4 separate regions of the Mus musculus genome follow, and regions 1, 2 and 4 are each linked to region 3. The links are chromatin loops, found by intact Hi-C in ENCODE. Cell type or tissue: left cerebral cortex. All regions are shown on one strand. Links, peaks and the distances in the headings refer to the core of each region. The heading gives the core; the rest is flanking DNA. Region 1 overlaps Eif3f (eukaryotic translation initiation factor 3, subunit F). Region 2 holds the start of Gm39067 (a long non-coding RNA gene). Region 3 overlaps Tub (tubby bipartite transcription factor). Region 4 has its middle 12 kb from the start of Olfr514.

Region 1 (7,671 bases), core at 2,489-7,488, 85 kb before region 3:
GACCCCATAACTCACACTCACTCACTGGTCCTGCTTACACTGGAGTATTTGTTGTTTGGAACCATTCCAAATGGAAGTGCCTTTAGCATCATCTTCTGGAACAGTTAACCCACACATGATGTGTTTATCAGGTTCTTCTGAGCCTGTATTTGTTGCTTTTCTGAATTATCATTAGTTTTTCATTGTCTTGGTTTGCGTTCTGTTTTGTTTTGTTTTGTTTTGTTTTGTTTTTGGAGACAGGGTTTCTCTGTATAGCCCAGACTGACCTGGAACTCACTCAGTAGACCAGGCTGGCCTCGGACCAGGCTCCGCCTCCCAAGTGCTGGGATTAAAAGCATGCACCACCACTGCACAGCTTGGTTTGCTCTCTATTACTGTGATAAAACACAGACCAACACCAACTTGGGAAGGAGAAGGCTTATGTCAGCCTACAGATCCCAGTCTACATTGGGGGAAGTCAGGGCGGGAGCCTGGAGCAGAACCATGGTGATGCTGCACGTACCTCTGTGCTCCCCTGGCTTGCTCAGACTGCTTTCTAATTCCACTTAGGACCACCTACCCAGGGGTGGTACACCCACATCGGTCAAGAAAATGCCTCACAGACTTGCCTGTAGGCCAATCCAACAGAGGAATCGCCTAGCTTATGTCAAGCTACTACAAACCCTAGTTAGTGCATTCATTATTCCTAGGACTAAGCACAGTATTTATAGACTAGAAGATGCTAGCATTGTTGGGAACACATCTTTTAAGCTAGAAATAAGTATACTTTTGAACAGTAACATAGCAGTGTTGATACATAAAACTTGCTGCCAGCTACACCACCATTTGTCAGGGCTTGCTGGGGAAGGCTTTAGCATCTGAGGAAAGAAGAGCTTATTACTATAACTTGAGCCTATTACTGTGCACTGGGCCCTTACCTTCATGTCCTTGCTAGTCTCTACAAATTCATTTTCTTCAAAATCCAGATGAAAATGCAGGGTTGAAATAAGCACAATTTTATTGAGTTACTTCTAGCGCCCAATCTAGTGGTTTGGGACATGAATTAGTTTGGCGTTTTCATGGTAATGAAAAGCGCAGGCCCGTGTGGTGGCGCACACCTTTGATCCCAGCACTTGGGAGGCAGAGGCAGGTGGATTTCTGAGTTCGAGGCCACCCTGGTCTACAGCGTGAGTTCCAGGACAACCAAGGCTACACAGAGAAACCCTGTCTCGAAAAAGACAAAAAAAAAGAAAGAAAAGCAAAAGCACAGGCCCAGAAAAGAATGTTCTGGTGTGTCTGGTTTCCCTGGAAATGGGAGTGTCTGGCCAGCCAGGAGCATCCAGAGTCCTGTCATCCTCACTGGCATTATGGTGTGTGAAGTCATCCTGTACCTTTCCAAGCCAAAGAGGAAAAGGAAAGTTTGCTCACAAGATAACTCTGGGACAGTCCCGGCCTTCTCAAGAGGAAGACACTAACTTTGACTGCTTTCCCAGCCTAGTCTACACAAGGAAACTGCTCCCAGGGGCGATGGTCGATTAATTTTCTCCTTCTTCCCCAGCACTTTAATGGGTGTCCCTGGGAGGACCATGGGAGTGATGTTCACACCTCTCACAGTGAAGTACGCGTATTATGACACTGAACGCATTGGAGGTGAGTTTCCTTCCCTGCTGTACACACTTGGAGACCCTAGGATTATTCAAGAGAGGAGCTGTTTCTGACAAAGATGGAAGCCCTGGGTAGCTTAAAGAACACACTCAAGGTTCATGCTGACTGAAAGTTGAAGGTTTGTTCAGGGTGGGGAATTGTCAGTGTCCCGGGCCATATAGTCATCCATATGAGGCCAGAACCAATAGTTAGCAAGCAGGTAGTCAGTCAGGGAGAGCAGGGATTTTGGGGAACTGACTGCTTCCAGAAGGCATGGAGGGAGTTAGTAGGTGGCTAGAGACCTCTTTCCTCTTGTCATGACTAAGCTTTCTGTGTTGTCTCTTACTGCCTGTCCCACACTCCCACAGTTGACCTCATCATGAAGACGTGTTTTAGCCCCAACCGGGTGATTGGACTCTCAAGTGACTTACAACAAGTGGGAGGGGCCTCAGCTCGCATCCAGGATGCTCTAAGCACTGTATTACAGTATGCTGAGGATGTGCTGGTGAGAATTGGGGAGGGAAAAGCAAGGGAGGGTGGGCATCCCTGCTCCGTCTGCTGGTGACATGACAGTACCTGACAGGACAGTGCCTCATTGAGTCTTTGTTCTGTGCTCAGTCTGGGAAAGTGTCTGCTGACAACACGGTGGGCCGCTTCTTGATGAGCCTTGTCAACCAAGTACCCAAGATAGTTCCTGATGACTTTGAGACCATGCTCAACAGCAACATCAATGTGAGTTCCGTGGCTGCACCCTGAGAGCTGGGTGGAGGGACTTCTGCTATGTCGTCCAAGTTGGAGGCAGTATAGTATGTTCAGGGCGACTCCACTTCCTAATGGCTTGACTGAAGTACTACTGGTATTGCCATGACTTGTTAACTAGACTCAGTTAGAAGACTTGATAAAATCAGTTTAACAAAGTCAGTTCCTACTTTTCCCCATCTGTGTTCCCCAGGGCACATACCCTATACTGCACAGGGCTATACTGCAGTCCCCCATCTATGAGAATCAGAGAGGATAGCAGTCATGCACATTCCCTTCCTGGCTTCTACCTCCAACCCTTGTTCAGTCTGCCTCACCAGCATTTATCCAGGACTCTTCGCAGCCAATGTCCATGGTGGAGCTGGCTAGCCAGCCTTTCTGTCACTGTTGCACTCAGCCTCTCACTGCTTATCCTTTGACTTCCAGGACCTGCTGATGGTGACCTACCTGGCCAATCTCACCCAGTCACAGATTGCCCTCAACGAGAAACTTGTAAACCTGTGAATGAGCCCCAAGAGGCACTTGTGCTGGTCGAGGTTTTCACCACAGGGCTGAGACCGAAGTGGAGGCAAAGGGTTTCTTTGTGGTCTTGAGTCACGGTGACTCAGTCAGCTGCTTGTGACTCCAAATAAACATAGCTTACCTTTTGTAAATGAACTTTATCTGATGCGAGTTTATTGTCGGCCAGGAGAAAGAAGCATGTTCCTGAACTCGCACGGAAGCCAGGGAGTGGGCACTGTGGGGAGAAGCTGGTTATGTTGGCATGACTCACCCACAGTGGCTGCTCCCACAGCCTAGGCTGCGGTAGTGTCACCCAGCCCCACACCAAGCAGCTTTTTCTTGGCACAGTGGTTTACAGTGATACTTTTTTCTTCTTCTAACTTAGGATAATAGCAAATGGAATCTCCAAGATTGTTTCAGTTTTTGGTTTGGTTTGGTTTTTTCTTTCTTTTTCTCCCTTTTTCTTCCATAACATCTTACCTGGAATGGCAGTCAAGAGATTTGCCTTGTGCAGTGTGGAAGGACCTAGAGATGTGCTAGTGAGCTGCAACAGGATAGAGGATGGGCACACACCTCAGTCCTGGGACCCATGGATCCACAGGAGCAGAAAACCTTCATGGTGAGGAATAGCTGCTTCACCAGACTGTTCAGTCTGGAAAGCTATTGTAGTACAGACACGTGTAAGATATGCATGTGCCTACACAAACCAAAACGCCAAAGGATGGTAAACTTAAACACTGAAATCACAGTTAGTGGCTGGTCGCCTTAGAGGCACAGGGAGGCCAGCAAGTAGAAACAATGCAGGTGAGTGACTGGACTAGTGCGGAGGTGGGCGGCAGGTTAATGGGTCTAGAGACAAGTATGAATTGATGGTATTAGTATAGTATTTTTCATTATCACCTAGATTGATTCCAAACTTGATAGACATTTTTAAATGAGAGAAAAATGCATTGAAAATAATGTAGAAAAGAGGCGTTTTGTTTTTGTATGTTGACTAGTTGATACGATGGAAGAACACTAAAATGCTGAGAAGTCTGGGATTGTAACTGTAGAATGCCTAGGGCATATGGAGCTCAGTCCCCAGCACCCCAGAAAATAGGGTGTGATAGCACACCTGTAATCCCAACAGGGAAGAAGGGAGCCAGAGAATCGGGAATTGAAGCTAATCCTCATCTGTGTATAAGCGAGACACTTGCCTGAGCAGCATCAGGTCCTATTCAAAAACCCAACTGCAAGTAGAATGCTAATGAGAAACACCGGCAGCAATTCCTAAAGAGCATATTCCCAGATAAGAGTGAAACGTTTCTTAAAGTAAATTATGTATTAGTCACAATACTAGTCAAATGCAAAGATACTTTGATATGGGCAGGCTGTTTCTAACTGTTAATATGGAAAAATATAAATGCCTTCCAAAACAATTTCTGCAGAGAGTACTATGCCTGTCTCTGAACTGTGACCACAGCAGATAGATATACTGACTCAAAAGCAGGACACTCCAGTGGCCTGTTCTTAATCCACGAGGAGGAACTTCCTAAGCACTGAGAATCCTGAGCTATTCTTCTCAGAGATCGAGATTCTGTAACCCTGTGAAACTAAATACAAACAGTACAAATACAAAGCGGGGAAATATTTGAAATTCCTACCAGAGACTACTGTTCTTGTACGGGAACTCCCACAGCCAGTTTGTTTTGGTTTGGGGTTTTTTGTTTGTTTGATTTTTGGCTTTTCAAGACGGTATTACTATTTGCTCTGGCTGTCTTGAAACTCACTGTGTAGACTGGGTTGGCCTCAAACTCAGACACACACACACCCACGCCTCAGCCTTAGAAAAATGCTGAGATCAAAGGCGTGCACCACCACACCTGGTCCCACAACCTGTTTTGTAAAGGCCAATTATCTGCTAGGTATAGGGATACAAACAGTCCACTTATCTATACAAAAAAATAAACATTTAAATATGCCTGATCTCATAGGATGCCATTTTATCACGTTTTCTCTTCTGTGAATGGCTTGTAGTAGTGGCCAGAGAAAGAAACAATGAACATTTATCTCCAGCAGGTAGATAACTATGTTGCAGCATTTTGAATTTATATTTACCAAAATCACAAAATTTTAACTCCAAAATTCATAGGCATATGTGTAAACATACATACATCCTATAGAAGGACTGATTTGATTTTAGCAAAATAGTGCATAAATAAGATTTTATGACATGCTCATAAAATACAATACTGTGCAGTTAAGAATGAGACAGTTCCCTATGTATTGGTAGAGGTCTAAAAGATAAAATGAGAAATAGATAAGGTGGGATCTGTAATCGATACTCATGCTGTACATGAAAATATGATAATGCCTATAATATCGGTGAAAGTGTATTTACTGCTCTCTTGTATTGGACCCACACTCAGTAACGCACACTCTGGCCTGCTGTGCTCTCTCCCAGGAGGGAAAGCAGTTGTGGTGGCATCTAGGCTATGAATTATATATACATGCTTGTTCTTTGATGATTAGTATGGTTCATCTTGGTCCATATGTCTCAAAATGATCTTTTTTTTTCCTCTCTCTGGTTGCATCTGTCCCCAGATCTCTCCATCCTCATGACCTTAGTCCTGCCTGTATATGACCAGCTGCGTGTTTTATTGGGCTTTCTCAGTCGTGACCACTAGAGGGCATGCTTACAAAATTCAGAACTCTGGCTATCCTTTATCAGTGCCCAAGCAGTTGTCTAAGGTTACCCAGAAAAAAATGCCAAGACAGTGCAAAATAAGTGGCCAAGGCTCCAGGACACACTTCTTTTAGCCACCTGGGAGCCATAGAATGATGACACCAAAGAATGTTATCCTATCCTCACCCCTAAAACACTCCAAGTAGGCATGTAAGCTACTTGAGAACTTGAAATGGAAAAAATGTAAATGTAGGGCCCTCTCCCCTTCCAACCAGACCACAATGTGTATTACAACCTAGGCCCCTCTATGTAGAAAATCCAGAGGCTGATATGTGCAGGGCTAGCTCCAGCCTAGCCCTGACTACACCAGTGAGAAATGTCTGAGCAAGGAGAAGTGTGGAGCTAGTATATGGCTTTGGAACCCTTATTAAAGAACCTAGCCCTTGTAGATGACACTAGAGTTTAGGGCAGTAAGTATGAGACTTTTGCCACATTCTAGAGACTGGAGGTCTGAGGTCTTGAGATCCTGGTAAAATTGCTTTATTGAGAATGTAAGGGATAGATTGAGGTTGAGGTTGGAGTTAACTGAAAATATAAGCCAACAGTTTGGATATAAAAACATTTGGATAGAGATCATACTTTGGGACCACTGAAAAAGCACATGCAACAAAGCCTTGAGCAAAATTGTATGTATGCAAGGAGATCTGTGCATCTAGAAATAGGTCACTGAGCATCTTTTTGACAGTAGATGCTTCCTGTGGCCTCTAACATGAGAAAGACCTAGACCACCTGGTACCAGTTCCAATAGTCCACTCACATTCCTTTAACCTAGACTATTTTTAATCTAGTGTATGCAGGCCTCTCGTCGGCCAGTCAAATTATTCTTCATTGCCCAATTTAACATGTCAATTCTTTTTTTTTTTAAAGGACTGCGTCAAAGCCTTGTGTTTTTTTTTTGTTTTGTTTTGTTTAATTTATTTATTACTATATGTAAGTACACTGTAGCTGTCTTCAGACACACCAGAAAAGGGAGTCAGATCTTGTTACGGATGGTTGTGAGCCACCATGTGGTTGCTGGGATTTGAACTTTGGACCTTCGGAAGAGCAGTCAGGTGCTCTTACCCACTGAGCCATCTCACCAGCCCAATTCTTTTTTTTTTTAAGAATTATTTTATGTATATGAATACACTGTATCTATTTTCAGACACACCTGAAAAGGTCATCAGATCCTATTACACATGGTTGTGAGCCACCTGGGAATTGAACTCAGGATCTCTGGAAGAGCAGTCAGTGCTCTTAACTGCTAAGCCATCTCTCCAGCCCAATATGTGGATTCTTACCTCAGATTGTTTCCCTACTTACAAAGTTGATGGCCAAGTATACTAACCCTGAGAGGGTGTCCCTCCCCACTCACCTGAGGACTTAGAGAAGCAGCTACAATTGAGAGTAGTGTAGTTATAGTTTAGATATCACCTTTGTCATGCAGTGAACTAGTGGTCTGTGGCTGGTTAACTGGTCAATATACATCACCAACTTAATGGTCGGATATCCGAAATTACAGCAGGCAATGTTAGTCCTGTGTCTTGATAGCTCAGTGTTATGCTTTCCGGGGCCCAGTGACTCAACCATGAATTCTGTTTCCAAGTCCAACTACTTCTCTACTACACACAGTAAGGCCTAGCCTTCAAACACAACTTTCCAGAGCTTATCTGTTATCTAATCTAGAACCTCGGGCACTATCAGACTTAACTTACTCGAACTGGAGCAGCTGGCACCTTAGTTGGAACTTATTAAAGATCATTTTCATGCTTAAGTCTACATTTAGAAGTCAAGTGGAGGGCTGGGGATGTAGCTTAATGACAGAGCATGTTCCTAACATGCACAAAACACTGGGTTCAGTCTCCAGTAACACCACCGCCACCACCCTCAAAGTTAGACATTAAATAGGTTTTAGGTTCTCTGGAACCATCTGCCAAATGTATTCCAACCACCAACCTTCTCAGTTACACCATTCCCTAAAATCCTAAATAGATTCTCTGGCCTGCCTCCTAGTTAAGGAAGTCTAGCCCTGCTCTGATACAACCAAGGACTTCGAGGGAGTGACACTCTCCTGAACGCCTTTG
Region 2 (7,671 bases), core at 474-5,473, 79 kb before region 3:
CTCAACTGGGAAGACTAGGCGGCTGGGATGATTTTAAGAACTGGGGGTTGTAATCTCGTGAAAGCCTTTTCACTCTTAGGTCTGGTGCCTAGCTGTAGTGGGTTAAAGGCTGGGCTCAGCTGGAACTGTCAAGTGAAGCATATGTATATTCCCTCTCCTTATCCTTGCATTTCTAGGCATCCTCAAAGCATAGAGGTCTCAGTGGTTTTGCTTCCAACATGGTAGCTTAAGGCTCCAGTCAGCAAACAAACACTAGGAATACCAAAGGGCCTTATTTTCCTTCACCTCAAGAGTCATGTGGCCTACAGGCTCAAGGGGAGTTCACATAGAACTTCCTCTCAAAAAGAGAAATAGCCAAGGTTTTACAAGTATACTTCAAAACTGCCACATTCCCTTCCTGCAGAATGCTGACCCTGATAAAAGCCAAAGAAAGATACGTTCTCTGGGCCTTGCTAAGCAATTCCTCCAGGCTAGTCTAGAACTCCCTAAGTGATATATAGAATATAGTCTTCCTCACAGGCCTTGAGCTTGGTTCTGTTTCTTGAGTGTCAGGTCTGGGAGCTCAGTACACCTGCTATAGTCCCCTAGAGCTATGGGATTCAAACAGTAGCAGCTAGTTGGTTTCCTGGGGAAATAACCCAGTGGTCTTACCAAGGCTAGCTGAAGGGGCCTGACAGACAGTGGCCAGTGACAGTCTCAGGAAGCCACTCTGTCTGCTGTTTCTGATCCAGTCTGGTTTTCAGTGGGATGATGGTGCTGTATGGGGCAGGACCCCTCCCTTGAGGGAGATCCTGATACCATTCCATCATGCTATTTGGGAAAAAAAGACTTATTTGGGGCTGGTCTTACAACACACAAGGGCAAAGGCCTTTGCATTGTATGTGGAAGAGCTCACAGATTCCCAGAAAAATGAACTTACTTCTGCCCAAATAATAAATCAAGACCTCACATAGTGTAATGAATTCATTTTTGAACCTTAATACACCGTTTCCGAGGTATGAGCATATCAGAAGTCTCACCATCAAAGGGGATCCTGTACAGGACTCAGTCTTCAAAAGTCTGTGAGCTCTGCTGGCTACATGTCTGCTTCATGTATGCAGTACATGCTAAGTGCCTGGCCTTGATAAACCTTGGTTCTGACAACTCTGGTAGTCAGCTTGGAAATGTCAGTGGTTATAGACATGACTTAACTGAACAAGGATGGCAACTTCAAAAGCAACAGGGACCAGGTAAGTTGGTAGTGAGAACCTGGCTGAGTGTGGCCCGAGGTCTACAGGAGAGTGGTGTGCTCTCTGATCCCGGTTCGAGGGGTAGCTACTTCTCTTCAGCCCCAGATTTCTCACATTCTCTTAGTATTCAAGGGACTAAAGCAAGATAAATCATATCTCCCAGTTGTATGTATGCGTTTGTGTTCATGCATGTGTGTATGTGTGTGTGTGTGTGTGTGTGTGTGTGTGTGTGTGTGTGTGTGTGTGTAGACCAGAGATCAGCCTTGAGTGTGCTTCCTCGTGAGCCATCCACTTTGGTTTTGAGACAATGTCTCTCACTAACATAGAACTAGCCAAGTAGGCTAGCCCCCAGGGATCCTCCCCAGAGCTGGAGTTACAAGTGAGGCCACTAGGTGAGAGTGTGTGTGTGTGTGTGTGTGTGTGTGTGTGTGTGTGTGTGTGTGTGTGTGTGGTGTGTATGTCATCTTGGGATCTGTTAGGTCCCAAAGCCCAAAGAAACTTTGGGACAAAAGGCTGGCTGTGGTGCTCATTAGCATACCAAAGCACACACTAGCATCTAGACTCACAGAGTCCTTGCTGCCTCTCAGCAACTCTCACCCACTCCCTACCTGAGATCTCATCAGGGCAGGGGCTTTCCTTCCCCCAGCTTCTTGTTCTATCATAATCCTGCCCTTTGGGCCAAGCTCTCTGCTCTCTTGTCCTCTTTGCTCTTTTGGTCCTCCTCACTTGGCTCCTGGTCCTATCTCTTGACCCTCTCTTTTCCTTGTCCCTCCCCCTCCCCCCCTTTTCTCTCCCCCCCCCCGCCCTCTCTTGGCCCAGTTCAGTCTGGACTCTGGCTGCACTCTCCCTCACATATATATAATAAAAACCTCCCCAACCATACCTTAGAGTGGTCACATCCTCATTTTCAGTATTAAACTCGTCTCCATGTTTGCAGTGCAAGCACTTGACTGACAACATCTCCCTAGCCCTATCCAGGTATTTAAGTGTTGTCAATTTATTCGATGTAAAAATGTTCAGGAAAACCACATATGCAGGCTGAATGCAACAGGTGCACTGCTGGCTGCCACTCCTGAAAGGCACTGGGTTAAGACTCCAAGCATTAGTAGGGCTCACACAAACCCTGCCTTCCCTCCCGCACTCTGCCTGCAGAGAATGAATGTGGGCCCCTCCCCGACCCTGACCTGGATGGAAGTTAGCTCAGACTTCCCACAACAGCTGCACTGAAAAGTCCTTCTTAGGCCTCTTTGACCTCTGCAAGAAGATTATACCTGTAAACCCCAGCAGCCAGAAGTCCAAGGTGGGGGGAGGGACAGAGTAGCCTGGAAGACAGGCAGGCCCTAGTCACCCCTTTTGCATCTGCTCTATCTCAGTGGTCCCTCCACTTAGCCTTCCCTGGCTGCAAATCAGATAGATCTTGAAAACAAGTTCAAAGCTAGGTGTCCTGATTCAGCTCTAGAGAAGGCTGTACCCTGGACATCAGCACAGAGTTCTCAGCCAGGCCGGTGGGATTGCCTAGCAAGGCCCCAAAGAAAGGACCCTTGACCTTTGTCATTGTGTCAGCTTTCTACAGGAGGAACCTGACAGTTTTGAAGCACAGTTATACAAAATCTCAGATATTCCCCTTGTTGAGAAGGAAAATCTGTGTGCACTCCCTTTGATCCTATTCGGATGAGCCAATTTTCCAAAGGATTTGTGGTGTTAATGAAAAAAAAAAAAAGCACAAAGGAACATAAACAGAAAGAGATGCTCTAGAAATGGGAGTGTTAACAGACCTTGGTTCTCTGGCTCTGTGAATCATAATGAGAGCCAAAAGAACTAGATTGTGGGCCTGGGAAATACAGTGAGGGAAGATGGCAGCAGGAGTGGATTTCCATTCCCTGCAAGCAAAGAAAGAGACATTGTGATTGAAGAGTAACTTTGCTCCAAGAGTTCTGTGCTGGGAAGACATGGACCAGGAGAACTCAGGAATCAAGGAAATCACAGAGGTTTTTCTGTTGAGGGTGGAGCCGGCACATCTCTGCAGAAGAGGGAGAGCGCATCCGGGATTCCCCAAGCAAGCAGAAAGCGCAACCTCTTAGCCATCTCTGTCCTGGTAAGGTTTAAAATCAGCGGTGCTTTACCGACGCCGGAAAAGATGGAGCGGTTGCCATGGCAACGAGGAGCACACATCGGAAATAAATAAATAAGCAGTCTAGTTGCCGCAGCCGCGCCCCCGCGGGACAGGCGCGCAGGGGAGGGGACCCCCCTCGGGTCCGGGTCCCCGCAGCCCGTGCGCCCTCGCCATTGGCGGAGACAGGAGGGGGTCACCCCCGGGGGGGCGAATGGTACAGTCCTCCGCCCGCGCCCCAGCCGGGCCCGCCGCGAGTGAGCGAGCACCGAGCCCCGCGCAGCCGCCGCCCGTGGAGCCCCAAGCCCAGTCCAGGACCGCGATGGAGGGAGTGAGCAGCCACCGCACCCTGTCCTACAGCCGCTGGAGCTACGACAGGTAAGGAGCGTGCTGGGAAGATGAGCTTCTCCCGGTACCTCGGGTTGGCTCCGCGTGGGTGCCGCTAACGCGCGTGCTCAAAGAAGATGCGGGCGTGAGCGCCCAGAGCTACCAGCATGAATTCACGCACCAGCATCCGCAGGCATCCGGGACCCGGGGTACCCATGGCCTCGGATATCCAGAGTCAGAGCTCAGGCGCGGGCATCCTAACACCTGAGGGACAGAACGATGGGAGGAGGGTGTGTGGGTACCGAGATCCTCGGACTACCACTTCGCGGTGCAGGTGGGCGCTAGAACCCAGGAAAGGCCGTACCGGCCCCGCGCTGCCGCGGTGTGTCCAGCCGACAATCAGTGGGTGACCTGGTTTGTCCCGAATCGGACTGGCAAGACTTGCACCTGGAAGTCGGTTCCTGCTCTGCCCGGCTGGCGGGATCTTAGCCCGGAGCAGGGTGTCGAAGCGCAGGAGCGGCTCTAGGCTCCAGCGGGGGTGTCAGGCTCCGCGCACACCCCGCGATGATGGCAAGCGGCTGCCAGCGTGGGCGGCTTGGAGCCGCGCTCCCCACGCACTGGTCCTGGAGGAAGGAATCATACTTCCTGGCGAAATGAGAAAAACAAGGACAGCAAATGAGTTAGTGATAAAGCAGAGTAGATTTATTCAGAGACTATATCCGTTCTATCATTTTGATTTCTTTTTTGCGTATTAAATGAACCCCACTCCCCATTTAAAAAGGAAACCATGCAGATAATAGTTTTTGTTGTTGCTGCTGCTGCTGCTGCTGCTGTTGTTGTTGTTGTTGTTGTTGTTGTTGTTGTTGTTTTCGTTTTTTAAGTTCTAAGCCCTGTGTAAATCTCCAGGATCCTGGAGTGAATTTTCAGATCCCTGACTTTCAGCAGTGAAGGCTGGAAGAAACTTCTTTAACTGGTCTCCCCGCCCCATTGCTCTTCCTTTTGCCTGCTTCGCTTCCCCCGGGAAACCCTTGCTGTGTCTTTGACAGTGCTTGTTTTTCTAAAATTCAGAGGAACCGTTCTCGCCTTCCCAAGGCTAATTCCCAGAGGAACTCTCTCTCTCCTAGGGTCTTCCCTGTGGTGATCCCCTTTGTCTCCCCTTAGCTGGCAGAACTACAGGTTTGTCAACTTTCTCTCCTGGTGGTAGCACCTGATGCATCTCTTTCTTTGCATCCTAGGCCTCCGCTGGTCCAGGACACTTTTAATTCTCTGTCCTCAGCACAGCCCTATTAACCTGCTGACCCCCACCTCTCACTTCAGTGAAACTGCTCTTCTGAACGGCAGTGTTCTGTCTAGAAAAAACTAGAGCCCTGGGGGTAAGGACTTAAAGATCATAGAACCATCCCCCAAATGGCTCCACTGTCTACAGTTGGGTAGAGACAGATAGTAGCATATGCCAAATGCCTAATGAAAATATAGAAGAGTTTAAAGCTATGCTAACCTTTAGTAGTAACTAAAGGTGGGGTTTTGCTCCTATACAAACAAATCAGAGATTCTGGAGTTAGACAACCAGGATTCAAATCATGGCTCCAGCTAACTAACTTCAAAGAACTTCCCTGGGGCACAGTAGTCACTGCTGTTGCTCTTTTATTAGTTAGCACATAACTGTCCTCGGAAACCCTGATTTTTCACTAGCTGCGTAGGAGATTGTTATTCTCCTTTTTAGGCCATGAAATGAAAACATTTCTGGGGTCCTGTCTCCAAACGTCGTCTTTTCTTGTCACCCAGATATCCTCAATATCTTGGGAGTTTTGTAAAGAAAATAGAATCCCCAGCCAATGTCTGAATTACCTAGATAAGGCTATTAGGACGCTGGACTTTGTTTGTGTAAAAGTTCCCAGGTGTAAAACCACTGGTTGGGCTGTTCTCTGGAGCCCCTGGTCTATAGCAACCACCTCTGTTTGGCTTTCAAAACATAAATATTAAATGCAAAAAGATCACGCAACCTCACATTGCTGTTAAAATATTAAACAACATGTGTACAAAGCATACAGATATTAAAAATTAAACTCTGGGCTAAGGAGGTAGCTCAGTTGTTAGAGTATTTACCAGTCTTGCTGGAGGTCCTGGTTCAATCCCAGCACTACATAAAACAAGCATGGGAGTACACACATGTAGTCCCAGCACTCGGGAGGTAGAGGCAGGAAGATAAAGAGTTCGTGAGCATATAGAATGAGTTTTGGGCTAGTCTGTGCTGCATATAGCCCTCAGAAAAGGGGAAGTGGGAGTTCTATAATTCAGCTGACTTACTCTGACCTCCATGCGTAAACTGTTCTTCGTGGACAGTTCTTGAGCTCTGGCTTGGGCTCAGTTTTTCCAGGCCAGGCTTGCGACTCAACTGGTACCAAGGCTGGGAAAGCCAGAGCAGCTGTGTGTCTCTCTCCACGTGTTTTCTTAGGCTTGTTCATGTTGTGGCACAAGGTTTCTCAGGTGGGATACCTACATTGTGTGTGGATCTCTTTTACTTCTCCGTGGCTAGCTTCACTTCTGGTGGCCATGACAGCTCTTGACACTTTCATCATACTCAAGACCTTCGCACTCATTTGTTTGTGGTACAGCAGTAACTAGGGATTGAACCCAGGGCCCTATGTGTACTGGGCAGGTGCTGTACCACTGAGGTATGAATACCTCCAGGCCTCCTTTTAAGTTTACTCTGAGTCAGGGTCTCACAGGGCTGCCCTTGAACTCTTCACTGTGCAGGCCTCACATTTTTTCAGCTCCCCTGTCTTAGCCTCCTGAGAAGCTATGATTGCCGTCCTGTGTCACCTGACCAGACTGGGAGCCCTAGTCTCAGATGCTAAGCAAGTGGCCTTGTCTCTTCTGGCTCCTTAGAAAGACTGATCATGCCACGAATGACCTCCTGTTATTTTCTAATTTCATGTAATTTCCAATCCCTAAAGTCACTCCATTTGGGGGACTTTCGTTGTTGTTGCTTCCTTTTTATTTTTACTGTTATAAATAATTCTATAGTAAACATCCATGTTTGTATAGAACTTTCCTTCATGTCTCATGTCTGAGTATTTGATTACCACAGACACCTGGAAGCAGGGTTGCTAGCTTTAGACTCTGGCTATTGAATTGTCTTCTGTTCTCACAGATCACTTTGAATGCCTTCTTTGACAGTAAGCTGTTCACTGGTTTAGCCTTTTAGACTCTGAGTCAAAGTGAAATAACTCTATAGAACTTTTGGCATGATCTGGCTAAAAAGCCCAGCTCCACCAATTACTAGTTATGTGACAGGGGGTGTGGCCCCCAGTTACAAAATAGATAACAGTATCAGTCTTTTAAAGTAATCCACTCATTAAATATTTTTTTAGCACTAATGCCAGGCAGTGTTCTAGAAACTGGGAATGACACAGCCGACAAAACAGGGCCCCAGTCTCATAGTGCTTGCTGACTAGTGGGACTGAGATAGATGTGGGCAAATACCAAGCAACTTGTATAAGTGCAGAGAAGAAAAATATGAACAGGGGCTGATTGTGCAGGCAGGTGGAAAAGGGAAGTGTTCCACCGTGCAGTGTGAGGCAGCTTCCTGGCAAGGTGATACTTCAATCGGTCCTGTGGGGAAGAGCAAGAGAATGAATCCTTTGGTGAATGGGGAAGAGTGTCCCCTAGGGGGCAGCACTGAGAGGTTGTAAGGTCAGATTGTGGCTAGAGTGTTGCTGAGCAAGCAGGTAGTCCTTACTCATCGTTCTTCCCCCAAATTCTGTACCTCATGAGTCATCCTCAGAGAGCCACTGATTTGACTTGATGATATGTCCTAGAATTTTATATGTGTCATCACTCAATATATGCCGTCACAATGCCTTCTTTCACACAGAGCCATTCGGTGTTCCTCCTGGTTGCCCGAGTCAGTAGACCATATCTTTTTACTGCTGAGAAAATTTTCAATATACAGATATACTGCAGTTTATCTAGTCACCTACTGGCAGACTTGTGGGTTGCTGT
Region 3 (7,671 bases), core at 1,773-6,772:
TCTTAAGGATGTGGAGTATTTCAACCCCTGGCAGTTATCTGTGGGGAAAGATCGGAGAAGAAAGAAGCCCATGTCTTTTTACAATTTATAATATTAACAGGATGACAGCAGTCATTAGTTTTTACAGAGGGTCCTGTCATCCATCCCTTCCCCTTCATGGTCACCTGAGCATCCAGGCTTTCTTCTCCCTCGGGATGTAACTCAGGAGTATCTGGCCTGCAGGCACCAGCGGGCCAGCAACTCTGGCAGAAGACAAGTCTGAGGCCCAAGGCCCAGTGCAGATCTTGACTGTGGGACAGTCAGACCACGACAAGGATGCGGGAGAGACAGCAGCCGGCGGGGGCGCACAGCCCAGTGGGCAGGACCTCCGTGCCACGATGCAGAGGAAGGGTGAGCCCCGTGGGGGCCCAGCTGGGACCAAAGCTCAGTCCCAGGTTCTCTTCTCCAGGAACACAGCCTCCTTATGTTTGGTCCAGCCCTTCCCTGGATGTGGGGGAGGAGCATTCTTGGAATCAAATGAGAAGTTTGGGGCCATGACCCGTCATAAGGCCAAGTTAAGAGAAAGAAATATGAACAGGGGTAGCCTGCCAGCAGCCTATCCTATCTTTAGCTCCCACGAGGACCAGGTTTACATGCAGATTTCTTTTTCCTTTTGCCCTTTGAAAGGAGTTGTCCGTTTGTCTGATGGGAAGCAGGGCAGGTCCTCCCTGGAAACTCACTGCCCAATTTCTCTGTCATGAACCCTAACCCTAGGGAATCCTGGGTATAGCCTTGCAGGTCCACACCCATTATAAAGAACCTACTAAAAGACTGCTTCATGGGAAAAGAACTGTAAGGCCACTCAGAGGGACATTCAGGGTCAGGCAGGACAGCTGGGACAGGCTCAGGGCAAGCTCGGGGAAGCAGAGTCAGACCCACCCACAGACTGAGCCCAAGTCTGTGGTCTCTGCCATCCATGGCCTCTCGTCAGAAGTGCAGCTTTCCTGGGCAGGCTCAGCTTAGCTTAGGCTTTGATACACAAGAGATAGGGATGATGTAACTGCAAGTGAAGAAGAGGTGTGAGGTAGGGGCTGAGCTGAAATTGGGTGGTGGGGATGTATTCCTAGGAGAATCGTGACGAGCCCCAGTTCATGTGTGCACCAGAGAGAACCCGTGTCCTTGTATGTGTCTGGATGAGTGGGAGTCCTTACAGCTCTGTGAGGGTATGTGCAGATGGGTATCCCTGTGAGTGTCTGGATGTAGGTGAGTCAGTGGCTGAATGTGCATCCACACGGGATCACCTGTATTCCCACTATAAACCGTGTGTGTGCTCATCCCTACCTGTACTCTGCTCACCGTAGGCATCTCCAGCAGCATGAGCTTTGACGAGGACGAGGATGAGGATGAAAACAGCTCCAGCTCCTCCCAGCTAAACAGCAACACCCGCCCTAGTTCTGCCACTAGCAGAAAGTCCATCCGGGTGAGTGAGGAGGAACCTACATCCCTGCTAGGGGGCTGCCGTCAGTAGTTAGCTCTGCCAGTAGGCGGTGGTCTGGTTTGTTTTCTGTTGTGATAAACACAGACCAGAAGCATCCGGGAGAGGAAAGGGTCCCTTGGCTTGCACTGTCAGGTCACAGTCCATCATCGAGGGAGCTCAAGTAGAACCTGTGTAGGAACACTGCTTGCTAGCTCAGTGCCAGGTTCATGCTCTGATAGCTTTCTTACATAGCTGGACTCCACCCACCTACGGATGGTGCCGCCCACAGTGGGCTGGGTCCTCTCACATCATGACCATCCGTCATAAACATGGCCACAGGCCAGTTTGATCTGGGCATGAACACCTTTTGGCACCCCACCCCCACCCCTCTCTGCTGTGTCAAGTCAATAAACTAGGACATGAAGTAGTTCATGTATGTGACATCATACGGTGCTAGGTTTCCTTGGGCTTGCTGTCTGTGTGACGACAACATCATACGGTGCTAGTTTTCCTTGGGCTTGGTGTCTGTGTGGAGTTTCACTAGCTGGGTTCTTCTGCTTTTCTGCTGTACTTCCTATCTCTTCAGCAAGGTCAAGGGGCTAGGGTATGGGAAGAGCTGGCCTTGGGCAGGATGACCTCCTGAGAACCTGCCCTTATCCCTGACTCCACTCAGGAACTACTGAGGAAAGGGATGGGCTAGAAGATAGCTGCCGACCCTGGAGCAGGATGGCCACACCCACATCCCAGGGACGCCGACCTGATCCCCTCCTTCCCCTCACTGACTCGGGAGGCAGACTTTTGTCCTAGACCACCAATCACGCGCATAGTGTCCTTTTGATTTGGGTTTCTACTCTCCCTTTCCACAGGAGGCAGCTTCAGCCCCCAGCCCAGCCGCCCCAGAGCCACCAGTGGATATTGAGGTCCAGGATCTAGAGGAGTTTGCACTGAGGCCAGCCCCACAAGGGATCACCATCAAATGCCGCATCACTCGGGACAAGAAGGGGATGGACCGCGGCATGTACCCCACCTACTTTCTGCACCTAGACCGTGAGGATGGCAAGAAGGTGAGGTTCCTCCGGGCATGTATTTTCAGTTTGAAGGCCGGAAGGCTAGAATAGGAGGGGAGCTCAGCTCTGAGGCTGACCTCTTGGTTCTCCAGAGAAGTAAGCGTTTTGTGTGGGCTTAGGGGCTTGCCAGTGCTTGTGTGTGTACATGGGGGAGGGTGCAGGGCAAAGAGGCCGGATGGGTAATGTTACTTTGCCTTACTCTACTCTTTAAGGTGTTCCTCCTGGCGGGCAGGAAGAGAAAGAAGAGTAAAACTTCCAATTACCTCATCTCTGTGGACCCAACAGACTTGTCTCGGGGAGGCGATAGCTATATCGGGAAATTGCGGTACCAGTGTTCTCCCAGGAAGGCGAGGGAGGGAGGGGACGAGCAAGTCTTCTGATATCTCTGAAGGAGTCTTCCCAGCCTTGAGTCAGACAGGACCAGGCTGCTCCAGGGTGTTGGGTAGTAGGCCCAGCGTGAGTGACAAGTCAAACCAGGGTGTTGCCAATGATATAGGCCCCAGTGGAGGAGTTGCTTCGGGTCCCTGGTCAGAGCCAAGGGAGAGGCCTGCAAAGAAGCCCTGAGGAGGTGAGAAGGGGAGGCCCTGAGTGAGGTCTCATTGAGGAAGAATAAGTAAAGACATGAGTAACGTAAGCTGGACACAACCTGGGCAGGACAGACAGACATTCTCCGTGAGGTGCAGAATGCTCTCAGGCCTCCTAGATGCCACACTGCTTACTTTGTAGAAAAAGCAGTGCCATTGTCCCCTCTGAGAAACCCATGAACACTGACTCCCTGGATTTTCCTCACTGAAATGAAAGTCAACCCTTTGAGTTAACAGCTTGTGGAGTACTTCCACTGTGTTCCCAGGTCTGGCCTGGCCCATGCCATGAATGCTGTGTAGGCTCCTTGGAAGAGAAGGCGCTGTCCTGTGCCATGGGAAGAGGTATGTAAGCCTGTTGGGTGTGTACCTTTCCTTCAGGTCCAACCTGATGGGCACCAAGTTCACCGTTTATGACAATGGCGTCAACCCTCAGAAGGCATCCTCTTCCACGCTGGAAAGCGGAACCTTGCGCCAGGAGCTGGCAGCGGTGTGCTATGTGAGTCCTTAGTTCCTAAGCAGATATGAATCCAGGGCAAGGTGCCTGACTGGGGGCTGCCCCATTTACCATGATGGGTAGTCAAGACTGTGTCTAACGGGCTGTCTTCTGTAGAGTGACCCTGTGTGGGACTAGACCTTAACCTGTCTTCAGGGTTCAGGTCACAGCAGGCTAACTGCCTAGGGAGCTCTGGGAACCATCCTTGTGGCCTGACCCAGGAGGCTCCTGGACAGGAGGAAGTAGAGGCCTGGGTTCCTTTCTGTACTTGACCCACAGCTCGCTGCTGCAGCTGCATTGCCAGGCACTGCGTTGGTACGAGGCCTTTCAGAATTGTTTCAGAAAAGAGATTCTGTTCCCTCCGTGGTCTGGAAACGGAAGCTTGGAGTTGGGGCAATTGCCAACATTATACCAACAGGAACAAGATTGGGGTATAAATAGAAGAACATTCTCTGTTCACACTTGGTTTCTTCCTTTTAAAAGGAAGATATACCGGGGACACTTCTTAGGGACAATTAAGACTCTGCAGTTACTTTGGATGATCTCATAGTGCCATCTGCTGGTCAGTTTTAGAGAAGCAGCCTGAGACCGTCTAAATTCATGGTAGTGTTGGCTGGACTTAGGACATAGTAAACAGAAACAGTAAGACCCTATGGCATTTTAATCTTTAGTGAGAGACAAGCCATAAAACGTATGTAAATGAAATAGGCACGTTCTTGATCAGTGTTCAGAATGAAAAATCAAGTAGAGGTATGGGTATATGTGAAGGTGTGTGTAGACCCGTAGGAGTGACGGCAGAGAGGGTCTTGCCAAGGTAACTCCTGAGAAAAGATCAGAAGTGAAAATCAGCTGTGTGCATGTCTGTGGATGGCAGAGTGCTTGCAGAAGAGAGAGTTAAGATAGCAAGAAAACTAAGGAGTAGGGGCCAAATCACATAAGGCCCTGACCACAGAACACCAGCTCCAGCAGGGAGAAGAAAACCTCCTTTAACACTGCAAGGGCTACTGTGCTGAGATGTTGGGGGGGGGGGGAGATCAGGGCAGAAAGAAGGGGTTGCATTAGTGGCTGTCTGGTGGTCTTAGATGCTGGTGTAACATGAATGGATAGCTGACAGAAGCTGTGGCTAGGTTAGAAATGAGGTGAGAGAGTGACGTTTGTGTGACTCTAGTGCACTTGAGTGAGGACACTGTTCTCACTCTGACCTGAACTGCTGACCGGCCACTGACTGGAGCAAGCTGGGGTATACATGGGACCAGTCTGGCCTGTGCTAGATTTAGAGGTGACTATTAGACCATCAAATGTAGATGTTGCAGACATTTTATTCTTCATCTTTACCTCCCTGGTTCAGGCTCTCCATGGGTAAACACTTGTACTGAATTCTCTTGTTTTCCCAGGAGACAAATGTCCTAGGCTTCAAGGGACCTCGGAAGATGAGTGTGATCGTCCCAGGCATGAACATGGTTCATGAGAGAGTCTGTATCCGCCCCCGCAATGTGAGTCTCTATCGAACGCTTCCCTAGGCTCCAGCCTCTGTACGGGCTTCTAAGAATCCCATCAAGGTGTAATTTGAGAAACCCTGGAAGTCCAGGGATCCCTAAGAAGCCTCATTCCTGGGAGAGATCCCTTGGGGGGGTTATGATGCCAAGTCTTGGGTCTGGCTCAAGTGAGCTCCCCACACCCCACCAGGAACATGAGACCCTGTTAGCACGCTGGCAGAACAAGAACACGGAGAGCATCATTGAGCTGCAGAACAAGACGCCAGTCTGGAATGATGACACACAGTCCTATGTACTTAACTTCCACGGCCGTGTCACACAGGCTTCTGTGAAGAACTTCCAGATCATCCACGGCAATGACCGTGAGTGTTGCCACTCCCTGTTTTTGATGTTGTACGCATGGTGCCCAGCCCCCACCCCACCCCCAATCCCCTGATCTGGTCCATATCAGCCAGTGATGGGATGTGGGTATATGGCTTTTGTTAGAACTTTCTAACTGTAGTGATCTAGAGTCCTGCCCCTAGTGCCCTGCATGTCTGGGGCTTGGGAATACCCTTTAAATGGATGTCTTTTCTCTCCTGGGCCCTGCTGTCTGTGTGCATCTCCCCCCTTCACCCTCTTGCTTCATAATGTTTCTCTTGAACCTTTGTTTTGTTCATCCTTTCGATCTCTTTGGCATTTCTGCTTTCTCCTTCCCTCTTGTGGCCCATGTCTTACCTGGTCTCCCTGTCTCCACCATTCTTGCTTGTGCATGCCACAGCGGACTACATCGTCATGCAGTTTGGCCGGGTAGCAGAAGATGTGTTCACCATGGATTACAACTACCCACTGTGTGCACTGCAGGCCTTTGCCATTGCTCTGTCCAGCTTTGACAGCAAGCTGGCCTGCGAGTAGAGGCCCCCCACTGCCTTTAGGTGGCCCAGTCCGGAGTGGAGCTTGCCTGCCTGCCAAGACAGCCCTGCCTACCCTCTGTTCATAGGCCCTCTATGGGCTTTCTGGCCTTACCAACCAGAGACTGGCTGCTCTGCCTCTGCTGCTGAAGCAGGGGGGACAGCAAATGGGTATGACAGGAGAAGAATATTTCTGTGCCCCAAGGTCAACACACATGCCCAGTCCTGGGTCAGTCCCCTGCTGCAGTGGTGTTATCACACCGGAAAGCCTCTTCACCTGGAGGTACAGAGGGAGAGGAAGCACAAGCCTGGCTGCTGTGGCTCAGCCATCCACTCAGCCTACGAGTCAGAGACAGTGGGTGTCCCGGGAAGCAGGGGTACAGTGAGTGTGTGTGTATGTACAGGGCACTCAAGCTGTATGTAGAAAAAGCTCTGGTGGTCAGCAGAAAGCACTCCCACTTCAAAAGGGCCCATTAGGCCCAAAGGGGGTTAGGAGTGGTAGGGATAGGTGCGTGGCAGGTCCCTGCTAGGATTGCAGGGGCCTGGCCATGTGTATTAGCTGGAGGCTTAGAATGCTAGCTCATTTGTTGCTACAGATTTGCCCAGTGCTTGCACACGTAAGAACCCAGCTCTCAAGGCCAAATATCTGAGTGGATGGGGATGATAGGAGTCATCCAGTAGACTCCCTACATCAGGGCTCTCAGCAGCCCCAGCACAACACCTATGACACACACACAGGATCTAGGTCACCATTCAAGTAATGGTATGCTTCAGGAAGAATGTCCTCTCTGGGAAGACTCAGCTCCCATTATTGCCAGCATGCCATGATCAGTGAGGGCTGTGTGCCATGCTTAGGGGGATGGCGCAGGGTGAGGGGAGCAGAGGATATTTTAGGGCCACAAGAGCTCAGAGGTAGCGGACCTCTGTGTGGTTCACCAACAGCAATGCTGATCCCTGAGTATAGGGCACATGTCTCTTGGTTACCTCACTGGTTAATGGCAGAGTTGAGAACCTCAAATTCTTTTGTTCCTACTGTTGCCCAGAAACTAGACTCTCTGACCTGCTAGGGTCTATTCTGCATGTCCTTTCTCTTCCCAGTTCCAGAGATGAAACCCCTCCGAGTTAATGTATAAGGTTGGAAACCTTTCAGTAGGGAATCAGGCAGTTCCCTGTTGAAAGTTGTCTGAGTTTTTGCACACCATTCTGATCTGATGTGGCCTGTGCCTGGCTCCTCTATGAGGACTTCGAGCTGTGCACAGACCTTAGCAGGACCACTGCACACTTTGTGTCTGTGTGACAGGCAGCCCAAGGGTTCTGGGGCTGGGCTTGGACACGCCCTCCATTGGGATGGCACCACTCATCTGGTGGGCTTGGGAACTCCAAGCTCTTGCCTGTGTGCCATCTGTGAGAAGCTTCTTGGAGCTGAGACACCAGAGGGAAGCAAAGAGCATTTAGACATTGCTTTTTGCTTTGAAATAGATATGTTTGGAAACGCTAAGTAGAAGTTTAAAAAGTAGAGTCATGTAGAGTCATGCTTTGAATATGTGGGTCATGCTTTAGATATGAAGAGGCTATGCAGGTAAGGAGGCTGGATTGATGTAAATGGAAGTAGTACTTTAAGAAAGCTCTAGATTTCCCAGGTTGGACACTCGACGAAAGGCACACCTGCTGCAGCAGGTTCTGAC
Region 4 (7,671 bases), core at 1,592-6,591, 210 kb before region 3:
AGATATTGTATGAATTTGGTTTTGTCATGTAATACTTTGGTTTCTCCATTTATTGTAGTTGAAAGTTTGGCTGGGTATAGTAGCCTGGGTTGGCATTTGTGTTCTCTTAGTGTCTGTATAACATCTGTCCTGGATCTTCTGGCTTTCATAGTCTCTAGTGAAAAGTCTTGTGTAATTCTAATTGCTCTGCCTGTATATGTTATTTGACCTTTTTCCCTTACTACTTTTAATATTCTATCTTTACTTAGTGCATTTGTTGTTCTGATTATTATGTGTTGGGAGGAATTTCTTTCCTGGTCCAGTCTATTTGGAGTTCTGTAGTCTTCTTGTATGTTCATGGGCATGTCATTCTTTAGGTTTGGGAAGTTTTCTTCTATAATTTTGTTGAAGATATTTGCTAGTCCTTTAAGTTGAAAATCTTCATTCTCATCTACTCCTATGATCTATAGGTTTGGTCTTCTCATTGTGTCCTGGATTTCCTAGATGTTTTGACTTAGGATCTTTTTGCATTTTGTATTTTCTTTGATTGTTGTGCCCATGTTCTCTATGGACTCTTCTGCACCTGAGATTCTCTCTTCTATCTCTGTTGCTGATGCTTGCATCTATAGTTCCAGTTTTCTTTCCTAGTTTTTCTATCTCCAGCATTGCCTCACTTTGGACTTTCTTTATAGTGTCTACTTCCCTTTTTAGGTCTTAGATGGTTTTATTCAATTCCATCACCTGTTTGGTCATGTTTTTTTTACAATACTTTAAGGGATTTTTGTGCTTCCTCTTTAAGGTCTTCTACCTGTTTAGCAGTGTTCTCCTGTATTTCTTTAAGTGAGTTATTAAAGTCCTACTTGATGTCCTCTACCATCATCATGAGATATGCTTTTAAATCCGGGTCTAGCTTTTCAGGTGTGTTGGGGTATCCAGGACTGGCTGAGGTGTGAGTACTGGGTTCTGATGATGGTTTCTGTTAGTAAGATTCTTACATTTGCCTTAGCCACCCTTAATCTCTGGAGTTAGTTGTTATAGTTGTCTCTGGTTAGAGCTAGTTCCTCCTGTGAGTCTCTTAGCCTCTATCAGCAGACCTGGGAGACTAGCTCTCTCCTGAGTTTCAGTGGTCAGAGTACTCTCTGCAGGCAAGCTCTCTACTTGCAGGGAAAGTGCACAGATATCTGGCCTTTGGACCTGCCTCCTGGCAGAAGATGAAGACCCAAAACAGGGCCTGTCCCAGAAGCCATGCCGCTTCTGCCTGTCCCAGAAGCTGTGCAGCTTCTGTAGTCGGCACTCTCACCTACACAGTCTAGTCTCTGAGAGATTGCGGACCAGAGTCTGCTCTCCCAGGTGCTCTGGCAAAGCCCTCCCGAGGGGGCGGACACCTCTCCTCTGGCAGGAAAGGTGCCCAGATGTCTGAAGCCTGAAAAGGGGTCTGCCCCAGAAGCTGTGTGACTTCTACCCATCCCAGCTTGTCTCTGAGGGACCTGGGAACCAAGATGGCTCCCCCAGGTGCTCTGGAAAAGCCCTCCCAGGCAGAGCGGACACCTCTCCTCTGGCAGGGGAGGTTCCTGGAAGTCTGGAGCCCGAAATGGGGTCTGCCCCAGAAGCTATGTGGCTTCTGCCTGTCCCAGAAGCTGTGCAGCTTCCGTAGTCGGCACTCTCACCTACACAGTCTAGTCTCTGAGAGATCCTTGTCCAGAGACAGCTCCCCCAGGTGCTCTGGCAAAGCCCTCCTGGGCGGGGCAGACACCTCTCCTCTGGCAAGGAAGGTGTCCGGATGCCTGGAGCCCAAAATGGGGTCAGCCCCAGAAGCTGTGTGGCCTCTGCCTGTCCCAAAAGATGTCAGCCTCTGCAGTCCACTCTCACCTGAGCAGACTAGTCTCCGAGGGATCCGGGAACCACGATGGCTCCTCGCTCTTTCATTCTTTGTTCTTGTACAACAGTGCTATATAAATCATGACTATATAAAACACTATATAAATCATATATCATCATATATAAATATATAATACTTAAATTTATTGTATATTATATATGCTATACCTATACATTATGCATTATGAGTTATACATTATATGTTGTTTGCTATATGTTATATGTTATGCATTGTGTTATATATTATATACTATATGCTATGTATTATATACTATATGCTATATATAACATATCACATGTTACATATTATAAACTATGTACTATATATTATATGTTATCTATTTTGCTATATATTATGTGTTAAATGTTTTATGCTATAGATTATAAATTATATATTTGTTATGCATATTTATTATATATTATATATACTATATACTATATATCATATAGTATTTTATACATTATGCATTATACTATATATTATGCATTGTGTATTATATTTTATATATTTGATACTTTATATTTATATTTTATATTATATGCTATATGTTGTTATACGTTATGTGTAAACATATAAAATCATATATTTAAATATATACTATATATAAATATTTGTGTATAATATATGTCATACGTACAATCACTATATAAGTCATGAAAAATTCTGCTTGGCCCTCTTTTACCACATCTGCAGTAGACTTAATGTGAGTATGTTTCTAGAGTCAGGCACCTTGTGGGCTTTATTTTCTTAGGCACTCTCTTTTAAAGGGTAAACTTTCAAATAGGTGTTCAGTTTCATATTCTGGATCCTTTTCTATTAGAGGTTCTTGTCCTCAAGACAATAGACAGCTCCCCTATTGTTTAGTATGAAGTGAGGAGCATGGTCTCTCATTACTGGCTCTAATCTCTTTAACCACAGTGACACTTTTGTCTGCATCTGCTTTATCTCCAATGTTAAGGGATGAAAACTTCTTTCCTCAGCAAACTGCATATTTGTCAGATCATTCTACTATATTTTGCTCACTATAAATCTGGCCAAGGGCAAAAAATAATAACCATTTCACACTGTAAATACTATGCTGCTCTTGAAATTTACTCCACTAAGTAAACTAGTTCATTATTTTTGTGATCGGCCAGCCTCACTCAGATATACAGAATATGAGCAGAATACAGCCAGATTCTTTGCCAGAATGTCATATGTATGCCCTCTAGCTATTCCCAAAAGCATTGTTTCTGCCTCTGAACCATTCTGAGCCTGGCCTTTGCTGGCACTTCTGTTGGCATACTGGCTTTCTGAATGCCCAGCAGAATGGCTTACAATGTGCTGGGGCTTCTATAGATCCCATCTCCAAATAGTTCCACATTCTTCACACAAACCATCTGCAATGGTTTGCTAACAACATGATCAGGTTTACCACAGCGCAACAACCCCACTTGCCAGTACCTATTTTCTGTTTCAATTATTTCTATCCTCACTGTAATAAAATGCCTGACAGAGGCCATTTTAAGAAGTCGTCTATTTGTACCACTGTTTCCCAGCAGAGAAGGCATGAAGGCTGAAGCAGCTTAGTCCATGGCTTTTCATATGGTACCAACAAAGAAATCAGAGTCTTGCACTAACAGGGCCAGGCTATATGCTCAAACCTCATCTCTAGTGGCTTAGGTCAGCTAGAACCTATGCCTTCACAAAATAATAACTGAGGACTCAGGGCCCAAACACTGCCCTGAGAGATATTTCATATTCATACTGTATGACCCCCACTAAGATATGCTCCCAGAATTCTAGCACTTCTGTAGCAACAGAATTCTAGCCCATCCTTTCAGATTTTTCCAAATGCCTTGCACAAACCAGTTCCAATGGCTTGTGAACCACATGATCAGAAAGTCACACATCTAACTACATCTCTCAGTACCAAATTCCCTATGTTTTTTTAGACCTTATTTTGTTGTGACAAAATACAATAGAACTGCTTGAGGAAACAACTCGAGGATGTCTTTCATCTCAGTGTCAGGTATTTTAATCCATGAAAAGGAAGGCATGATAAAGAGGCCTGAACGCACAGAGGAGAGAAAAATATGTCCTTCACACACACAAACACACGCACACCTGTTTATTCCAGTTAGGTCCTTCTTTCCAAGGTTCCCATAATCTTCAAAATTAGTGTCATCACCCATTGATGGAGTATTCAGCACTTGTGATAATATTATGATGATGGTGATGGCTGTGGTAATAATAGGTATGGTGATGCTGATGATGCTGATGATGTTAGTAATGCTAATGGTGGTGGTGATGGAGATAATGGTGATGAAAGACAAGAGACTTGGAAAGGAGATGGCAAAGTGAAGATTGTGCCAGCCATTCTGGTCTTAAGCCTAACACCTACTAAGAACGTAAGATTTGCCTCTGAATTTTTCACCTGCCAAATTTTTTTTATGTCTGGAACCGGTGTAGTTGATCCAATTATTTCAAACCAGTAACCCCAGAGCTCGTGTCTCTAGCTGCATATGTAGCAGAAGATGGCCTAGTCGGCCATCATTGGGAAGAGAGGCCCCTTGGTCTTGCAAACTTTATAAATCCCAGTACAGGGGAATGCCAGGGCCAGGAAGTGGGAGTGGGTGGGTAGGGGAGCAGGGTGGGAGGAGGGTATAGGGAACTTTTGGGATAGTATTTGAAATGTAAATAAAGATAATAGCTAATAATAGATGAATGAATGAATGCATGAATAAATAAATAAATAAATAAATAAATAAATAAATAAATAAATAAATGTTGAAGGCATGACCAAGTTTAATTTTATGGACTTTCAGAACAGCGTACATCAATTACATTCTTGAACCACCAGGTGGCAGTGTGAATTCGATCCATCTACTGCCATACCAGACTTGATCAGAACTGTTTTGGTTTTGTTTGTTGATATTGTTGTTCTTGGGGATTGCTTGTCTTATTAAACAAAGTCTCACTTTTACTCTTGGCTCTCCTGGAACTCCCTATATAGACCAGTCTGGCCTCTAACATAGAACCTAGAAGCTCCCTTCTGACAGTTTTCCTAAACTCATTTTCTTTGTTTTAATACTGTGTCCTCTGGTCTTCTAATCTAAGCAGATCAATGTTTAGAAACTGTAGTTTCACAGGACTCTTTTCTCCCCATTATTTGTATACAAATCTATCCACTCATATTCACCTTTTACCCAGAAAACATCGGCACAAGCCCTGTGTTAAATGCATTCACTCTTTCTTCTTTATTAGATTTTTCGGAAAGACTGCAACCTATGCAGTAATTTAATTCAGTCTTACATAGTGGACCCTATTTTTACACTTCCATTATTTAAAATTATACACAAAATAACTATATATTTGTAGCATACCTAAATCCTTTTTATAATAATCTCGTGTGTGTGTGTGTGTGTGTGTGTGTGTGTGTGTGTGTGTGTGTGTGTACATGTGCATGCACAGCTTCCTGAAGTAGAACACAAAATCTTTCAAATGATAGGAACTAATGAGGAAACTTTCCTTCTACCTCCAATTTTACACTTCATGGTAAATAGCAGAGATAACATGTGTTTGTGGATCATTTCTGGGCAAATTATGAAGCTAATAGTCAACCTGTTTCTACTGGTACCCATTTTCTCTCTTTTACTAGAAGTGGGAATAATAACTTCTTGAAGAGAAAAAAAAACACTCACCATTCTGCATTTAGTTCTACCCATCTTTTCCTTTTATTGTAAAATTCACATAATAAACAGTATCTGTGGTATATTTAAAATCACCTTCCTAGAGCCTGCATCCCTCCCCTGTTTTTGCCCTATAACGCTGTCTCCCTGTACCGCTCCTGGTCACAATTCTTAGCCTGGCTAATAAATCTCATTGATTGTAAGCAAGCATTTTAAGTGTTGTTTACTCCAAACTGGATTTCAACTCCTCACAAGGATTCTTTCCCATCCATTTCATATCTCAGTAATGAGAACCTCCAACCTGAAGTGTAGACTTATTCCTGACACTTCTTTTTCTCCTATCTGCTTCTGCATACAATCCCCAATCAGGTTAAGTCAGTTGGAATTCTTACTTAAGCATGGAAACACTCTCATCTCTCCTAGCTTGAGCCACCATCAGTCCTGCCTGGGTAGCATTGACTCTTCCTTGCTTATTTCCATTCCTTCATCCTATCAATTACTCAGCACACAGAATATACCAAAAGTTGAAATATGGTCCTGTCTCTCCTTGTCTGAAAGCCTTCTGTTATTCAACAGTGGCTACTAGGCGAAACTTGGCATTCTCACTGTCCATGAGTTTTTATAGAATCTCTTCTGCTCACCTCTCCATTCCACCTCTCCATGACATCTACAGATTTTCCTTTCCTGTAAAATTTCACATCAAGACCCTTAAGCCCTGTGCCTTTCTTCCTGCTGTATAGGTCCTCTGTTTAGTGCCCCATTCTGGCTTTTCTATCAGTCTTGAAGCCTCATTCAAAAGGTTTAAAAGCTCATTTTCTCCCAGGAGTCAAGGAGATAAGGCCTTATTGTTACTACATCACAGCATCCTCTGTTTCCTTCGTAACAATTATAATAATTGTTAATACATGTAAACAAATCTTTCATTTGTTTTAAATAAGTTCCTCTCATTAGACTATCTTTCTTATCTTGCTTTCCTAGGGCCTAGAACAGTGTCTATCCATACAAGTCATTTTACGATCATTAAAATTGTCTCTTCACAGGACAAACCCATTGTGCTCAATTTGTTAAGCTTGTGGGATAATAGTGAACAGAACACAACCTAGGATGGAACATTAGCAGAATGACTTTACAGGTGTTTATTCGTGGGACAACAACAAAAATGTAATTGCGTTGGGCCTCTACTTTAATAGGCTGTAAGGGCATGGATGAAGTTAAAGAGACAAGTGACAAAACCAGTTCATGGTTGTGTGAGGGATCCTCCCCGACAATGTCACTAGTGAGATGGGAGCCTGGTCACCATTCTGGAGCAGCAAGGAAGCCACATTTTGCCATTCCATTCTGTCAGAATAATCAGAACGGAAACAATAATGACAGATACATTCAAAGAAATAAAAAAGATCAAAATTTCAAATTATAAGAGCTTGTGTTGTCAGCAAACACAGTAGGGATCAAAACCTAGACAAAACATACGGTCAATAAATACATTTACAGATTAAAAATAGTAATTGTTCAGTTGGCTTTAAGTCATAGGTTTACAAAAGGGCTTCCTTAATAAATATTATGTATGAAGAGTAATGATATTAAATACTTTTAAAAATATGGATACACTGGTTTCCATGGGATAGTATAATGTGACACATTGCAGAGTGGATGGCTTAAACAAAAGAATTTTTATTTATATCTCTAAATCCTGGAAATTGAAACATTGTTGAAAAATGTCCATTCATTCTTAAAAAGATTGAACACAAAAAAATGATTCAAGAATAAAGGAAATTAAAATAATTAAATAATCACATTTGTATCCTAGGGTGGATGATAGGGACCTACCCATTCTTTAAGTAGCAGAGAGACATATTTTCTCTATAAAAGAAATTCCAACGGATTCCAAAATCAAGTCAGAAGATCAGACACTTTGTTAGAGTTTGTGTCCTCACAGAACAGAAGCCAAATCCATAACATAAACAGCCTGATAATGCAGTAGAGTGGGTTTATTATGTTAATTTGGGTCACCAAAACTACTCACACAATTGTCTGCACACAAGACACTTAGGGTGTGTGCACATAGTTGGTTCTGATTGGTAAATAAAGATGCCAACAGCCAATGGCTGGGCAGGGCAGAAAGAGGCAGGAGAAGGTGAGGAG

Evidence for each region. Hi-C counts contacts between places; a loop is a spot of excess contacts. Peaks named below come from ENCODE experiments on the same cell type or tissue, not always from the same donor. Only the 100,000 strongest peaks of a DNase experiment are listed, where the experiment ranks them.
Region 1: a loop joins it to region 3, with 6 times the contacts of the local background. A loop is called at or near these places in 12 of 42 quality-filtered maps.
Region 2: a loop joins it to region 3, with 3 times the contacts of the local background. A loop is called at or near these places in 28 of 42 quality-filtered maps.
Region 4: a loop joins it to region 3, with 16 times the contacts of the local background. A loop is called at or near these places in 25 of 42 quality-filtered maps.

What each region holds. Positions count from the first base shown.
Region 1 is chr7:108,938,653-108,946,323 of GRCm38, forward strand. Eif3f (eukaryotic translation initiation factor 3, subunit F) reads left to right here. Exons shown (of 8, transcript NM_025344.2): 5 at 1,538-1,629; 6 at 1,992-2,128; 7 at 2,242-2,355; 8 at 2,809-3,290. The coding sequence ends at 2,886. Among named protein-coding and RNA genes, the nearest start is that of Eif3f, 8.1 kb to the left of the region's middle. In left cerebral cortex, for the core only: a CTCF peak has its summit at 5,540 (motif pointing right); DNase peaks (open chromatin) are centred at 3,107 and 5,549.
Region 2 is chr7:108,947,055-108,954,725 of GRCm38, forward strand. Gm39067 (a long non-coding RNA gene) reads right to left here and starts at 7,658. Exons shown (of 2, transcript XR_869864.3): 1 at 7,436-7,658; 2 at 7,105-7,281. In left cerebral cortex, for the core only: no CTCF peak of the experiment used is centred there; DNase peaks (open chromatin) are centred at 2,497, 3,481, 3,797 and 4,173; H3K4me3 peaks cover 1,949 bases; H3K27ac peaks cover 1,726 bases.
Region 3 is chr7:109,024,268-109,031,938 of GRCm38, forward strand. It overlaps Tub (tubby bipartite transcription factor), which reads left to right. Exons shown (of 12, transcript NM_021885.4): 5 at 223-390; 6 at 1,341-1,459; 7 at 2,323-2,520; 8 at 2,736-2,848; 9 at 3,486-3,603; 10 at 4,995-5,093; 11 at 5,287-5,458; 12 at 5,857-7,671. The coding sequence ends at 5,990. Among named protein-coding and RNA genes, the nearest start is that of Tub, 17 kb to the left of the region's middle. In left cerebral cortex, for the core only: a CTCF peak has its summit at 4,164 (motif pointing left); DNase peaks (open chromatin) are centred at 2,892, 3,629 and 4,110; H3K27ac peaks cover 1,248 bases.
Region 4 is chr7:108,810,305-108,817,975 of GRCm38, forward strand. No RefSeq gene overlaps it. Among named protein-coding and RNA genes, the nearest start is that of Olfr514, 12 kb to the right of the region's middle. In left cerebral cortex, for the core only: a CTCF peak has its summit at 4,699 (motif pointing right); a DNase peak (open chromatin) is centred at 4,721.